2 separate regions of the Homo sapiens genome follow, and region 1 is linked to region 2. Evidence: chromatin loops called from intact Hi-C (ENCODE). Cell type or tissue: GM12878. All regions are shown on one strand. Each heading gives the region's core, and the rest is flanking DNA. Links, peaks and the distances in the headings are about the cores only.

Evidence for each region. Hi-C counts contacts between places; a loop is a spot of excess contacts. Peaks named below come from ENCODE experiments on the same cell type or tissue, not always from the same donor. Only the 100,000 strongest peaks of a DNase experiment are listed, where the experiment ranks them.
Region 1: a loop joins it to region 2, with 2.9 times the contacts of the local background. A loop is called at or near these places in 1 of 110 quality-filtered maps.

What each region holds. Positions count from the first base shown.
Region 1 is chr21:14,822,372-14,830,716 of GRCh38, reverse strand. ASMER1 (adipocyte associated metabolic related lncRNA 1) reads left to right here. Exons shown (of 4, transcript NR_146322.1): 3 at 5,093-5,194; 4 at 6,302-8,345. It also overlaps the pseudogene RBMX2P1. Among named protein-coding and RNA genes, the nearest start is that of ASMER1, 92 kb to the left of the region's middle. RefSeq lists an enhancer at 5,070-5,219. In GM12878, for the core only: no CTCF peak of the experiment used is centred there; DNase peaks (open chromatin) are centred at 3,896, 4,940 and 5,116; H3K27ac peaks cover 1,994 bases.
Region 2 is chr21:14,448,254-14,456,598 of GRCh38, reverse strand. No RefSeq gene overlaps it. Among named protein-coding and RNA genes, the nearest start is that of HSPA13, 69 kb to the right of the region's middle. RefSeq lists cis regulatory regions at 1,706-2,362, 4,318-4,479 and a silencer at 7,313-7,476. In GM12878, for the core only: no CTCF peak of the experiment used is centred there; DNase peaks (open chromatin) are centred at 1,768, 2,358, 3,058 and 3,518; H3K4me3 peaks cover 382 bases; H3K27ac peaks cover 5,070 bases.

The DNA of each region.
Region 1 (8,345 bases), core at 94-8,093, 370 kb before region 2:
TTGCTCTTTCCATTCTTCAGACTTGAATTGTAACATTGGCTCTTCTTGGGTTTAGAACCTGTAGCATATAATATTGGCTTTCCCGGTTCTCAGGCCTTTGGACTCAGACTGGAACTTAACCTTGGATCTCCTGGGTGTTTACTTATCCGACTGCAGATCTTGGGACTCACTAGCTTCCATAATCCCTGGGCCAATTCCTTATAATGAATGTACCTATCTATACAAACATCTTGTTGGTTCTGTTTTTCTGTAGATCCCTGACTAATATAATAGGTACACTCAAAGCAAAGCTTAGTCTAAGTTTTTTCTTTGTAACACATCAAATATTTACCTTTCATAATTTGGCCCAAGTGAACATAACATGTTATAGGCTCTCGAAAGGATTTATTACCTGGACAAAAGGTGAAATAGTAGAGTTAAAACTTCCATGATCAGGAACCATTTCAGAACAGAAGTCTTTGTTGCAGCTTGGCCATCCTATTTTGAAACTCGACTAGTTTAGATCTTTCCAACTAGTGAGCAGTAGCATACTTCTGTGTGGTGACTGGACTACCATGAAAAGTTGAACATTAAATGGCAGAGGAAGGCATGTGGGGAGGGTGGAGAAGAGACTGTGGAGGTGCCCTGAGGGCCTCCACCAGAAGTGGTATCCTCCCTTGTCTGTTCTCTAGAAGTGGGCATGGTTCAGCCACCCAGGCACCATTGTGTGGCACTCCACCCCACAAAGATGAACTCATTAATCAATGTGAAGCTAGCCCTGAAGCTGAATAAAAGGCAGGCTGATATTGCAGTGGCTCCTAAAGCATCCCGTCCTCTGTGTACAAGGACAGCTCCTGGATGTTCCCGGGAGGGCTTTGTTATGAACTGACTGAAGGTGATGTCATCTGTGTAGCCTCTCAATAAGGGGAGATATATTAACATTAATCTTGTACAGGACAGGAAGTCAGGAATGCGTCCAAAGGATTCTGTTTTACCTGCTATGAGGGCCAGAGGAGTACCATTTTGGCCATTGACAATTTTAATGGAATCAAGATCAAGGGAAGAACTATTCGAGTTGATCAATAATGAAATTACCAACTTCCTGCCTCTCTCCCTTGCCTGACCCAGAGGACTTGAATGATGCCACAAGACAGCTCTGGGAGAAGGGTTGTGGGGCCCAGAGTCCCTCACCTAGTTCATCTGAAGGCTCCAGTGATGAAGCACTCTCACAACAGCACAGCTGAGAAAAACGGGGGAAAAAAAAAACACCAAAGAGAAGATCATCATTTGAGTTAAAGACAAGGAGGGACAGAGAAGTCATCATACACTCTGCCTGCCAGAGACCAGATGAAAAATGATAAGGATGCACGAAACTGCAATAAACACACCAAGGTGGAATTAGAGTCCAGATAGGGGCTGAAGCCCTAACCAAGTTGTCCTGTGTCCAGGACAGCAGCTGCAGACCACAGCTTCCTGTGAACACAGCAGGACCTAGAGAAGGGAGTGAAAGGAAGGAGAGTCAGGATTCTGAGCCCAGTACTTTGGCAGTGGCAGGGTAAGAGGAGAAGAGCAAGGATAGGGACACATTTCAGTTGATTTGAAAGCATAGCCACACAAATTCTCCAACCCCAGGGACCATAGGCCAGACCAGGCTTCAGCCTGCTCAGATCCTCAGATTTTAAAACAAAGTGTGGTATTTAAAATGCAATGGGATGGAACTTGTGATTTTGTAATTTCTGTAAATAAAATATCTGGGGCAGAATTTCCTTAAATTGAAATCTGTTTTTTTTTACGACTACTTAAGAATTTACAATAGTTGAAATTCCATTAAAGAGTTTATATGGCATCTTTTATAAACTCTCTGAAATTCTGATGCCTAAGATTTTCTTGGCTCACTACAACCTCCGCCTCCTGGGTTCAAGCGATTCTCGTGCCTCAGCCTTCCTCAGTGGCTGGGATTACAGGCATCTGCCATCACGCCCAGCTAATTTTTGTATTTTTAGTAGAGATGGGGTTCCACCATGTTGGCCAGGCTGGGCTCGAACTCCTGGCCTCAGATGACCCATCTGCCTTGGCCTCCCAAAGTGCTGGGATTACAGGTCTGAGTCATCGTGCCTGGCCTAAGATTTTAAGAGCAGTGACCTATAGTAGTTCACATGTAATCACTCCTCTCCCATAGTATTCTGCTTAAATATTACTATTTTCAATGTAACAGGGCATGCAAAAGGTGGGAAGTACTGGACTAGATAATCTCTACAGTTTTTAATTTAGTTCTAAGCTTCTTAGGCCATGAGGGGAGGATGTCAGCCAGCATAGTGGGAAAATACTGCTATCATATGATTTAAGTAAGGACTAAAAAATATTTAGGCTCCTGCTCTTGTATTATTTTATAGATCGATAATAATACAAGATTTATTGTTTTTGCTTTTTCCACTGTAACTTTAGCTAATGATAAAATCAAAGGCAAAGTATATTTCTGTGGAAAGTAGTATCAGTTGAGATACATGACAAATCATGGCAGATTAAAGAGATAATATCTCTGGCTGGGTGCAGTGGCTCACTCCTGTAATCCCAGCACTTTGGGTGGATCACTTGAGGCCAGGAGTTCGAGACCAGCTTGGCCAACATGGTGAAACCCTGTCTCTACTAAAAATACAAAAATTAGCTGGGTGTGGTGGCAGGCACCTATAATCCCAGCTACTCAGGAGGTTGAGGCAGGAGAGTTGCTTGAATCTGGGAGGTTGAGGTTGCAGTGAGGCGAGATCATACCATTGCACTCCAGCCTGGGCAACAGAGTGAGACTCCATCTCAAAAATAAAAAATAAAAAGAGAGTATCTCTGATAACACATTCCTTCTATTCTTCTCTTTATATATCTTTAACTATATATAGAGATATATATACAGATATATATAAAATATATATAAAATCTAAGAAAGCGCAATATTTTATTCTCTCTCACAGGGTGTTTTATGTGCCAGTGATCTTGGGATATGTAAAGTGATATAGAATAATTGGAAATGCAAAGTGTTTCCTGGATTCTGTTGGTATTTGATGTTTGATTGATGAGCATTTCATTCCCATTTGCAATTTCACATTCTGCATACAGACAGAACTGCATATATGAGCTTGCAAAGGTTGCTACTTAGGATAGAAACCTTAAACTAACCTTTTGGAAATTGCCTGTTCATTTTAAATAAGAAGAAAACGACCAAATTATAATATCTTAAATGATTTGAATATATCGTGACTTTGGGCCAATCATTCTTTACACAGGAAATCTACTTGGCCTAAAAATTGTTTTAAAAAATCTAATTTTGCTCTAGTCTATACAAAAGTTACTGGTGATATAAGCAGTGAGAGTATTGCTAATCAGCATTTACTGATCAATGAAAGTAAAGTAGGCATTTACTATAGATTTTTAAGATATTTTATTTTGAATAGTAGTTTGCTCAAAAATTAACTAAAAACAGAAAAAAGTTTTTATTTACTTATTAGAACTTAGCTGTTTTTACTTTCCCACATTTACTTTTAATCTATGCATATTTTGCATAGTTGCAGGTCCTTTATTTATTTGCTTGTTCATTCATTCAAGAAATATTAAGTTTCTACTCAGTACCAGGTGCTATAATATAGTTGGTATTACAAAATAAATATGCCTGACCACAGGTTATAGGCAGTGAAAAAGATCCATACATAAACCATTAACTTAGAATAATGTAAAGAGTGCTTTCAAATTTATAAAGGGGAACACAGGAGAGTCCATGGGGCAAATGAGGTGAAAAACAGACCAGACAGGGCTTCTGATAGGTCGTGGAATCTAGGGAAGATGCGAGTAGTTCCATGTGAGAAAGAGTACGGGGTATGGTACATAACAATGAGAAATGAGGCGATTGAGAAAAGGAGGGGTGCGAGAAAGTTCTCGCATGCTATACAAACTATTTGAGCATCTCTTACTTTGAAGGAGTCAATGATTTTAAAGAGAAAGTGACATGATCAGAAATAGATTTTTGAAAAGCACATGGTAGGAAGGTGGAGGATGAATTAGGCTGGGGAGGAACTGGAAGCAGATGAGGAGGGTGGCAGTTGCAGTAGTTTAAGGAAGAGATTATGAGGGCCTGAACTAAGACAACCTGGTGCAGGAGATAGAGACGAACTCAGGATTTAAACAGATATTTAGGAGATAATTTTAGAGGGTAGGAGAACATCTCCAAATTTCTGACTCAAGAACACAAATAAAGGAGCAAAGTATATGTGATTTTGGGGTGGGTGGGGGAGAGGGAGAGGAGTGGTAGGAAATGAGGGAAGGGAGGGTGGTGGCAGAAATGGTGGAGTTTATTTTGTCTTTTGTTGAAGTCACCCAAAATAACAACTTGACAGTGGCACAGAATTGAACAATTAAGAGATTATTGGTGATCAGAGTATTAGCAATTCACAAGAGGAATGAGAGAGAACAGATAGCACTGAGAAGTGAGCAAACTAAAACAGCAACTTCAAATATTGTCTTTTCCTTATTTCATATAACAATATACACCTTTCCATAGTTTTAACAGTTATGTAATATGGCACATAATGAATATAACATAATTTAGCAAACATGTAGAATTATTTTTCTCTTAAAATTATTAGTAATGTATGGAGCATGTTTATACATATGTTTATTTTGATGCTGTTGTTTATTAGTTTCTTCAGACATTTTCTCAGGAACTGTACATCATTGGGTGAAAGAATATGAGTGTTTCCACTTTCTGTTTTTTTCTAAGCCATTTACCATCATTTATGCATATGATACTATGGCATATATTCAGTCTTAAGGAATTTGGTGAGTGAAATAAAATGACAGAATTCTGAACTGAAATTCATAGCCGTGGTGAATATGACTAAATATACAATTTATTTGGTCTGAGGCTAATCATTTTTCTCTAATGTCATACATTTGAAACAAAGATGGTTCTAGAGTTAAGCTCCCAGCAAAAGTCATTTCTTGATTTCATAACGCTATTGCTTGGGTGGCACACTTATATTACCAGTTATGTAGAATTCTAATAGAATGAATCAAAATACTCATTTAATCAAACGCTGGGAAAGTTAAATTTTATTCTTGCTTCTGTTAGGTGAAACTGAAATTGGCTGTATCATCTGAAACTTCATCTGTGAAGTCCCTGGTGGTTTCCTAGATGACTACACAGTTGAGTTGCCTCTGATTGGAAAAGCAGGCAAGTTTTATTTCTGATGCTTTTTTTTTTTTCTTGTTTATTTTTCTTTTATTTTTATTTTTTTTTTAATTATACTTTAAGTTTTAGGGTACATGTGCACATTGTGCAGGTTAGTTACATATGTATACATGTGCCATGCTGGTGCGCTGCACCCACTAACTCGTCATCTAGCATTAGGTATATCTCCCAATGCTATCCCTCCCCCCTCCCCCCACCCCACCACAGTTCCCAGAGTGTGATATTCCCCTTCCTGTGTCCATGTGATCTCATTGTTCAATTCCCACCTATGAGTGAGAATATGCGGTGTTTGGTTTTTTGTTCTTGCGATAGGTTACTGAGAATGATGGTTTCCAATTTCATCCATGTCCCTACAAAGGACATGAACTCATCATTTTTTATGGCTGCATAGTATTCCATGGTGTATATGTGCCACATTTTCTTAATCCAGTCTATCATTGTTGGACACTTGGGTTGGTTCCAAGTCTTTGCTATTGTGAATAATGCCGCAATAAACATACGTGTGCATGTGTCTTTATAGCAGCATGATTTATAATCCTTTGGGTATATGCAGCCAAAAAATACATGAAAAAATGCTCATCATCACTGGCCATCAGAGAAATGCAAATCAAAACCACTATGAGATATCATCTCACACCAGTTAGAATGGCAATCATTAAAAAGTCAGGAAACAACAGGTGCTGGAGAGGATGTGGAGAAATAGTAACACTTTTACACTGTTGGTGGGACTGTAAACTAGTTCAACCATTGTGGAAGTCAGTGTGGCGATTCCTCAGGGATCTAGAACTAGAAATACCATTTGACCCAGCCATCCCATTACTGGGTATATACCCAAAGGACTATAAATCATGCTGCTATACATGGGGGACTCCATTTATTATCTAAAATGTGGGACATTAAAACACTGCAGTTTCTAAATTGAAGATAAGGCATAAGTTAAATAGCAATATCTATTATCAAAGATGCTTACTTTATAAGAATACATAATTTTGGGTGAGTCCATGACATAAAATTCAATAATTTGTGGCGAAATAATTAAGTTGCCTTGACAAGCCTAATGTTGATTTTACTGTCTTCTCTTTCCCCTAGTGTTTTGGTTTTTCAGTTTGTACAAGAGGAAGAAGACGCATGATATGTGTTTGGCTCATGTGCCTGAATATGGCTCCACAGGGAAGACTTGATACAGCTGAAGCTATTGCTTTTTAGAGACTTTTTATTTTGAGCAGCTGCCTTAACAGCCTTCGTCTTGTTACATCACATGAGATATATCTCTGGAATAGGAAGAGAAAAAAGACATGACTGAGCAATAATTTTTGACTAAAACTTAAAATTACAAAACCAAAACCAGAGATAGATGTCCCTGAAGTTGTATTTTTATAGTATGTGAGAACACAATTTTCTTATCCTAGTTTTAAGGCATTCCTCTGGACCCAGGATTTTTGTTTAGTTTCATTCACATAATCAAACTCTTTTTTTTTTTTTTGCCATAGACTAATGCATTTTGGTGTAATGATCTGAGCCCTTATCCAGAAGGCATCTAAGACTCATGTACAAAAATAGATTTCAGGGCTAAACATTCTAAAAGACAATTGAGTGCTTCTTTTTTCTCCGGCCCCTAGATGTAAATGAATAACCTCTGTTCACTAACTCTTAATGTAATATAAGGGATAAATTATGCTTGTTTATTTAATTGTGCTTAACCAGAGTACTAGGTTGGAGTCAAACCACAGATATATTTGTGAGATGTGACAAAATGTAGCTTTTAGCCCGTAATACCCAAGTCATCTGGGAACATAACTGATGACAGTGTCAACACCTTTCAGGAATTCTGGAGGTGCCTTTGAGTTTAGAAATTCGTAGGTTCTCTAGAAGCAACAGTAGCATACTAAATTAACACATAACATTTCAAGCTACATTTACATAATTGCAGTGGTTATGATTAATACAAATTATATTAACTGCCTGTTTTACTCCTTATAGCTGATTGGCTGAATTTACCAGTGGGTTTGGTATGTTCAACAAATGATCCAAATTACCTTTTCATTTCAGTTAAGAAACTAATCAAAGCAAATACACTTTGATTTGTTGAGAGGCAGAGATTCTCCCTAAGTGGCAATGTCCTTGGCCTTCTAAGCTAAAACCTAAATGGAACTATAATATATATTTTGATGCTTTATCTCACTTGAGTTTTTTATTCTTTAACTGAAGGGCAGCCATGGACCATAAATACATAGAAGATAAAAATATATTGAGCTTAGGAGTTTGGTCTGTTCAATGGATGAGAACTTTATATTTTCCCTTATAAACACAATTTTCAAAGAATAGCCTGTAATAGTCGTGAAAATGGAAACCAATACTGGGGAAATGTGGACTGCAACTCTGAAAAGGTATCAAAATGCCCGATAGTTCAACACAAGGGCTAAGCAATATTTCAGGGATGTGGCCTGTCTTTGGTGGCTCGGTCACTCTAGTGAGATGAATTTGGAAAAGGATAGGCATACAGAATCCCCCCTCTGGCAGGGTTTGCCTTTGGGGTCTGCTTAAAGCCATGTTTGCTAGTAGAAATCTTGAGTAACCAGATATGTTTTATAATGCTGTGTCATATTTAAATTCTGATGAGATTGACATCTTTAAATAAGCTTGGACACAGATTGGATTTGTACAGGGAACTGGACTGAAGAATAATCGTAGGTCAGTAATAGATTTAGATATACTATTTTTATATTGTAAGCAGTTACTTCTCAGGATTAGTATTCTAATTCATTTGATTTAATATGTAATAGGTAATATTAAAAATAAAGATTTTATGCTTTGAAACTCCTTAACTGAATATTTTCATAGGAATAAGCATAGTTTTTGTGTTTAGTAATTTTAGTTAGTGAGTAATGATTAGCAGACAACATGGTAATTATATTGAAATATTACGTGAGTGCCAATAACAAAGCTTTCTGATCAAATGCTAAGAAATATGTTGTGTAAAGGGATCTCACATTTTTTATTGCGGCTTTCTTTCTACAATGTGACAAATTTCTGGGATATTTCATTATCTTCTTTTTGAATTTTTTTCAAGCAAGACTGTTCAGTATTATGTTAGCATTGATATAAAAAGAAGCAGACCATTGTTAACATTAAA
Region 2 (8,345 bases), core at 28-8,027:
GGGGAAAAGCATTATTAATATTCTCAGAGAAAAAAAGATAAGTTATTTCATCCATGGAACAAGAACTGCCACTTCTACCAAAAAAAAAAAAAAGACAAAAAAAAAAAAACCATAAGAAAGAGACTTTTGAAATCTAAAATATTAAAGTAGAAATTAAAAATTAAGTAAAAACATTAAAAGAAGATATTTTAAAACTAAATATAAAATAGAAAAGATAGGAAAATTATAGGACCAGTATAGGAGGTACAATATTCACAAAATAGGAGATACCAAAAGGTTAACAGGAGAAAAAAAATAAGTTAAATTTGTTTTCTATAAATTTCTCTGAATTGAAGAGTCATTCAATTTGAAAGACCCATTGAGTGGCCAATGCAATGGATACACATTAAGCGTCATTGCAAACTTTCAAAATGCTAGAAACAAAGATTCTACAAGAGTTTCAAAAGGAAAAAGAAAAAGACATAAAATACCAGAATAAAAATGCTCTTTCTCCACAGAAGCACTATTTACAAGAGATAAAACAAAAAAATGCCTTTAAAATCCTGTGAAAAAGTTATTTTCAAACTAGATTTTTATATCCAGCCACAATCTCAAAGTAAAAATAAAATGATGTAAAATAAAGAAATTTTTAGATATAAAAATGAAATTTAGAAATGCATTTTTAGATATATGAGTTATTGAAAAATTTACCTCCAATGTACCCATCTCAAGAAATCATGTACGACATGCTCCATCAAAGTGAAGATGTAAAACCAAAAGAGGAATATTTGGGATCAACTCAAAGTGAGAGGCAGAAAGAGTCCCAGGAAAACAACTCCAAAACTGTTATGGAGAAAACCCAGTCGAGATTGAAACTGGTCAAAATGCTAAAGGGGAGATATGGTCAAGTAGATGAAACTCATATTTTATATGAGTAAACAAAATAACAAAATAAGTATAACCTTCAGGAATTTTTAAACTCAACAAAAAGTGGAAAAAAGAGAAAAAGTAATCTGACATGTAATAGACATCACCAATATCCCATTCAGTTTTCCCTCCTGAAAATTTCATATCCCAATATCCATGCAATTAGACAAAGCCATGTGACTAGTTTGAGTCAATTAAGTGTGAGCAAAAATAACAAATGATCACTTCTGGTCTGAAGCAATGAAAAGCCCCTGGATTTTCCACTCCCTTCTCTCTCTCCTTTCCCTTTGAAATTATTATTGAGTGGGTGCAGCCACAAGATCAGAACATTCTGGATAGCTGTGTCAAGCATGAAGGACAAATGCCCTGGAGAGTCACTTGAACCTGGAGCTGATTTTGCACGACGGAAAGCCACTGAAATTCTGGTGTTGATTGTTACTACAGTATGGATTAACCAATTCTGGCTTATGCTATATTTTACATAGTTCTATGTAAATAACATTTACATATTAATAATAATATAAACACGAATTATTGTTCTATCCAAAATTGATATTGTGGAAACAGGAAATGTGCTGTGTGACAGTGGTGCATATAAATGTGGGAATAGGAGAGAGGAACAGGCATGAGTGTTGGTGTGGTAAGGATGTCGGCTGTGAAGGGGAGTAAAATCCCTCTCTTCTGCAGTAAAAAGTCAGTAACAGTGTCTAAATTTCAAAGAAATGGTAATAAGAGTATGTCTTGTCCACAGCTTTGGGTCCTACTTTCTATATTGGCACAAAGGTAAAACCCCTCTTGACAAGCATCTACAAGGCAGATCAATTGAGAACATACGTTGTGTTTTACTTTCGGGTGTGGCTATGAAAGTTCAGGTCTTTGACAGTGGTCAAAGGTCCTTTAGGTAATCATTCTTGACTGGCTTCTTTCATTCATAGTGGTAGAGAAGATGAAGAGGCAGTGAGAGGATCTTCCTGGCAGCCACATATATGTTTCTTTACCAAACCCCCTTCCCCTAATTAATTCAAGGAAAAGTACTTGTTTGACATGAGCTGAGACAATAAAATCCTCTCCTGCTGAATTTAGAACTGAGAGGGAAACGCCCTTGGTTTAGTATGCTCCGTTTTCCTAAAATAAGATAGAGATCTCAAGGCCTGTGAAGTGGCTATCTTCCCCATGGTGTTGACTGAGTGATAAAAACCAGCTTGAGAAGAAAACAGATGTACAGGGAGATAATGTCCGGGGTCCTTATAACTTCCCATTTCCTTGTCCTGTGTGTGAAGCACCCCTTTTATGTGTAAACTAAAAGTTTCTTTTCATGCTTAGAGCCAGAGAGTTCTGACTGTTAAGACTATGCTTATCAACTGGGACACAAAAGGCAGCTTAATTCTTTCCTTTGTACCTAAAAATATACAGTCCTTAGGTAGTTAAGAGGGAAAGGCCTCAACCAGAATCTCTCTTTTGCCGGCACAGTGATATTTATTTGACAGCCATACAGGTTTTAGAATAGGCCTCTGGCCCTTCTTTAAAAGGCACAGAAAACTGTGTCCAGGAAGCACTGTGGAATTAATAGAAGAATGAGCCTCCTGAACTGAATGATTTCACCATAGTGTCTTCTGCCTCACTACTGTCGCATACTCATAGCACAAGGTTTTAAAGGACGTAAGAAAAAACACACCCTCTCTCTCTAACGTTTATTTTTTATTAGAGGAGACTGACATTAATCATCTGTTTCCCCATCTCTAGAAACCTCTGGAACCCTTTTGCTGAAGTGTCAGCTCAGGTTTATAATATCCCACTCTCCTGGAAGACAGAAGGAAAGTCAAATGCATTATACCACCAAGAGGGCATAAGCTAATAAAGAAAAATGATTAATCAATATTTGCGAGCAATACATTGAAACAAAGAGAGTTTGCATTAGCTCCAGAGTGTAAACCACTTTGTTGAGAGAGCACTTCTGAATCCACTCCGTCATTCTGGATTTAGCAAATGTGAGCTTTTCTTCTTTCCTAGTTAATAGCCAAAATAATTAACACAGAGTTTACATGCACTGGGAAATTGCTGTGTTGAGAAAAAAAGAGAAATTGTACAAACCCTGTGGCCAAGCAGGTTGCTGCCAGAAATAGAAGTGTGAACATCAGTCTGATGGGAAACGCTGCTGTGTAAAGGTGACTGAAACTCTGACATCAGCTCAACATGTTCCACATCCACACCCTATGCAAGGTTCTCAGATTGTCTCATCAGAAGTGAGGACAACAGGGCCAGCTTTTGGTTAAAAATCTCAGATGAAAGAAATGAGTTTCTCACACTAGCATTAAGGAATACATTAAAACAAAAATGATTTAAAGTTTTTTTTTTGACACTGTCCATTTTCAACTCATACCAAAGCTATTAATATTTTAAGCTTGTTATACCTTGGTTTGTCTTTTAGAATGGAAAGGAGCCCGTAAGATCACATAGCAACTTATGCTTGTTTTAAAATGGCAGAGGAAGAGGACCGTCAGAAAGGTTAAGTGCCTAGTCCAGCATCAGCAGCTGATGAAGAGCAGAAGAGTATGAAAGCCAGGCCTCCTGGCTCCTCATTAGTGTTCCTTCCACCACACTGTGCTTCACATAAAGTCTGTAAGAGTCTCAGTATGAGAATGGGAATAATGTCACACATGAGAAGACCGGTGGTCTCCAAGGAATATCAACTTCCCACTTGTGAGAGGGCAATTTTTCTCTCCCCGAGAGAGAATCACAGCCTTCTTTTTGAAAGCTATTTAAAAGGTGCAAATGTGTGAACTTCTAACAAACTGCTAAGGCAAGTGTATTGCCTAAGCAGTAAAACGTAATGTCACGAGGAAAATCAGGTGATTTCATGTGCAAATTTTACCCTCTGGAATCTAAATATCTTGATCATCCTTAAAGGAAAAAAAAAAAAAAAAAAATCGGGCTTCTTGTCACCGCAATTGAACTGCAACTCCATTACTGGATCAATACTCCTGCTAGCAAATATCCCTCTGGAGTAGCCTTGTTACACAAATTAAAACAGTTTTGAGAGGGGGGAGTAGTAATTCTGGGAAACTTAGGGAAAATGATCTCAAAACAGAATTTGTTTAATAGACAAAACCGGGGCTGCGTGGGCGGGGGTGTGGTTGAAGAGGGTGGAATGGGTTACATTCTAACGAACTTTTTAATAAAAGAAAGATGTAGACATTGTAGCTTCCCAGAGGATAAAATGATCAAATGGATCTTTTTCCAAATAAATACTATTATGCTACACTTTCATGGTCAATAGTGCTACATTTGTAGGTGCCCCTCGTCTCAAAAACCAATTTGGCTTATCTGCTTTCTCCTTCTTACATACGTCTCAAAAGCTGTAACAGATTCAGGGAAATAGATGACCTAGTCACAAATGCTCACTTCTCTAGGGACTTGCCTTTAAATTGACCTTGAGCTTCACAAACCAAAAAGAGCATTTGTGTACCTCAGGACAGTATTAAATCTGAAAAAAAATTAAATAAAAAATGAGGGATAGGAGCAGATGGTCAAAGCAAATACATACTCATTCAGACAGCCAAGCCAATAGATAAGAATGCAGAGGCCCTATTAGCTGCAGATTCCTTATGGGGCATAAGCGGTTACAGGAAATGTCTGTTTAGATTAAGGTCACACAATCATCAGTCTTTTACAAGAAATTTTAAAATGTGAACTCGTTCAACTTTTTATGTGGCTTTGTGTTTCTGCTGTTTTAATTTGGAAGATTTTGTTGATATTGGGGAGAAAAAAGTAACAAACTGGGGTTCAGTCAAGTCGTATATGGGTCAAGAAACATTTTATTGTTCACTATGAATTTTAATGTACTCAGATATCACCTTGCTGCTAAGTCTTGTTCCCTTGTTCTCTGAAGAAGAAACACACACAGCTGTGTGGTAATATTAGTGGGATTATGGGCTACCAATGAATATACTGAAACCAAGATATGTGTGACTTATGACATAAATAAAAACTGTTGCTACCATGAGAGGGAAACACTCACAATTAATACTCACTGGCTTGTATAGGGCATGCCTGTTTTTAAATCTCCAACTGGCACCTACTGATGAGGGCTATTTTAAAAATTAGGGACGGAAAAGGTAAAGAGAAATCAAGGCTAAAGGTTGATTTTGCTACTCAATCTGAAATAAACATAACCAGAGTTTTTGAAAGGTAAAAACAAGATAAAATAATTATAGCTTAGAGTCTTAACTAGTACTTTCTAAGTGCTGTAGATAGTGTGGCAGGTTAAAGATGGCTATACATTTTTTGATATTTTTCCCATAGAGAGATGGAATCTAGAATTCCTCCCTCAATCTGGGTTGTATCTCTAATGGCTTTGATGAGTTGAACAGGACAAAACTGTCTCTGTGTTAGTTTCTGGACCTGGCCCCTAAAAATCTGGCAGCACCTATTTCTCTTTTCTTAAAACACTCTGTCTCAGAGTCTTGAGCTTCTGCATAAGAAATCTGATTATCCTGAGAAGGTCTGCTGGAAAGGTCACAAGTAGGACATCTGGTCAATCTTTTCAGCCTTCCAGTCATACCTACACATGCTAGATATGTGGGTAAAGCCACCTGGACCTCCCAACCAGCTCATTTGCCAGCCAAATACCACCAATGGCCAACCGATGAAACAGAAGAATGAAGGAGAAGAATTGCCCTTTTGAGATCTGCCTACATTTCTGACCCAGAAAATTGTGAGATATCATAAAATGCCTGTTACTTGAAGCCACTGAATTCTGGAGTGGATAACCAGAAAATGTAATACACAAGCTCTTTACATATCTTAACCTATTTAATCCTCCTTATCATGTAGGTAATACTATTTTTCCCATTTTAGAGATAAACTAGAAGAAATAGAAAGTCAACAAGATTAAGTAACTTCCCTCCAACTACATTGTCAGTAAAGGACAAAGCAAGGATCCAATCTTAGGCAGTCTGATGCTAGAATCTATACTCTTAGCCATGATATTTTCTCCATCAATTCTGAAATAAAGTCACCAATCTACAAATATTCATGGAGTTCTTGAAATATTGTAAAGCACTGATAGTTGTAATGTGGTAGAGGAGGCATGACCACAGATATTGGTACAGTAATCATATCTAATAAAAAAGAGGCATTCCCTGGACCTTCATTCACAATAAACTACTGTATCTTCCTTAACTTATTGCACCTCCTCTCCAGTTTTCTCTATTTCATCATTCCAATTATTTCCTCTATAACACTTAACCCTATCTGAAATTACTTCATTCATTTATTATTTAGTTGCTTATTGCCTTTCTTCCTCTTTGGAATGTAAGTTCAGTGGAGCTGGTGTGGAATGGTTTGAACATCGCCATATACTTAGTTTTACTTTATTTAATAAAAAGTTATTAACCAAATGTGCTAACATCTCATCATCTCATCCGCTTCAGGCTATGCTGTTAGCTTTAAAATACTAAAGGCATTCAGGCTGAATATTTAAATGTTGAGGCCAAGAGCACAGAAGAGATCTCCAGGGCCATTTCTTCCCTTTCCAGAGAATACATGCCATTTTTAGCTAGAGCAGATGTCCTCAACTTGAGCACAGTGGATGAGAGTCATATGGTTTATCAGCCCTTTACGTTTGTACCCAAAACATAGGTGTGTAGATTTGTGTGCCTTTATTTTGAGAGAAGAACCATAACTTTTATCATATTGTCAAAACAATCCTCAAATCAAAAAGCATAAAGTTATTTTTTAAAAAAGATTACTTCTTAACCTTTTTTTTCACTGTCATCTCCCAAGAAATAAATTTTTCATAAGGATTTAGTATGTGAGGTCTCACATACACAAAGAAAAAAATGGAAACAAAATGTCATGAAATAATATTTCCCCCAATTTCATGCACTTCACTTAAATATTTTCTATTTTATTTTTTCTACTTCATATTTGAAATGCTGGTTTTGACCTGCAAAACTGATTTCACACTCACTAGTGAAAGGCACTGTTATAGAAATAATTGAACCAGGTTTTTTTGTTGTTTGTTTGTTTTTCCAATTCTAGTATGCTTACAGATAAGATGTTAAAGTTGGTTGAAAGAAAGTATGGCATCTTGGCAGATAGGTGGAGAGATATTTTAGGGCAGATGTGAGCTTGTGAACTTTCCAGTCATACTCCATAGCAGTCAGTTGCTTACACTTCTGAGTAAGTCCCACTTCTAGAACATGAATAAAAGTATAATATGAAATAAGACTTCATGGCCAGGCGCAGTGGCTCACACCTGTAATCCCAGCACTTTGGGAGGCGGAGGCAGGCAGATCACCTGAGGTCAGGAGTTTGAGACCAGCCTGACCAATATGGAGAAACCCCATCTCTACTTAAAATACAAAAAATTAGCCAGGCGTGGTGGCGCATGCCTGTAATCCCAGCTACTTGAGAGGCTGAGGCAGGAGAATTGCTCAAACCCAAGAGGCGGAGGTTGCAGTGAGCCAAGATCACACCATTGCACTCCAGCCTGGGCAACAAGAGTGAAACTCTGTCTCCAAAAAAAAAAAAAAAAGAAAGAAAGAAAGAAAGATATAAGACTATAAGACATCATGAGTGTGGATGTGCATATCCATTTCTGCACCTGTAGGCTTCAGTAGGGGCAGAGTGAGGAGGGTGAGGAGTATGATAGTTTGATGTTTCACAAAGAAAGTTCTTTGAGAGCACATCCCGTGGTGAATCTACAAATTACCTACAGAACTTCACACAGCATCCTGTGGGTACATTGAATGGGGAGACAGCAAGTACAGGCAAAAGATCACTGTACTCTGAATCAAAAGAAATGGGTTGGAGTCCTAGTTCCACTACTTGAGCAAGTTACACAAACTCTCTGAGCTTCTACTCCTTATTCTCTAAAATGATAAAAATAAAGGAACTTTATCCACCTAACAGGTTATGGTGAAGAACAAATAAAACAATGACTAGATAGACCTAGGGACTTTCTATTGTTTTCCCCTTAAACTAGATCTCACTAGTTGAGTAGAATTCAATAAGTCTAGCAGTTAGTGGCAAACAATTTATATTCATTCAATAAATGTCTCTTTTCCAGACTAATAATGATACAACTTTCATAATCTGCATTTCAATCACTTTACTTACGGATTGCCACCTCTTATCCTTATAGTTCATCTACTCCACCTTCTGAAGAGAGGAAGGACTTTAATTTCTTCAAAATCTTACTAGCAACTAGCTCCACCTTGGGATGGTGGGAGGTGAAGTTGCTTAATGATATGGAATATAGGCAGTGGAGAAGAGAATTAACAACATAGAGGCAGCTTTCGTCCAGTGAAAAAATCTGGTCTTTGAGTCAGAAAAAAAACATTGTTTAAACCTCAGACCCTTAATTCACCACCTACGTGCAATGGACTTAATTGTCTCCCCCCAGGATTCATATGTTGAAGTCCTTGCCTCTTGCA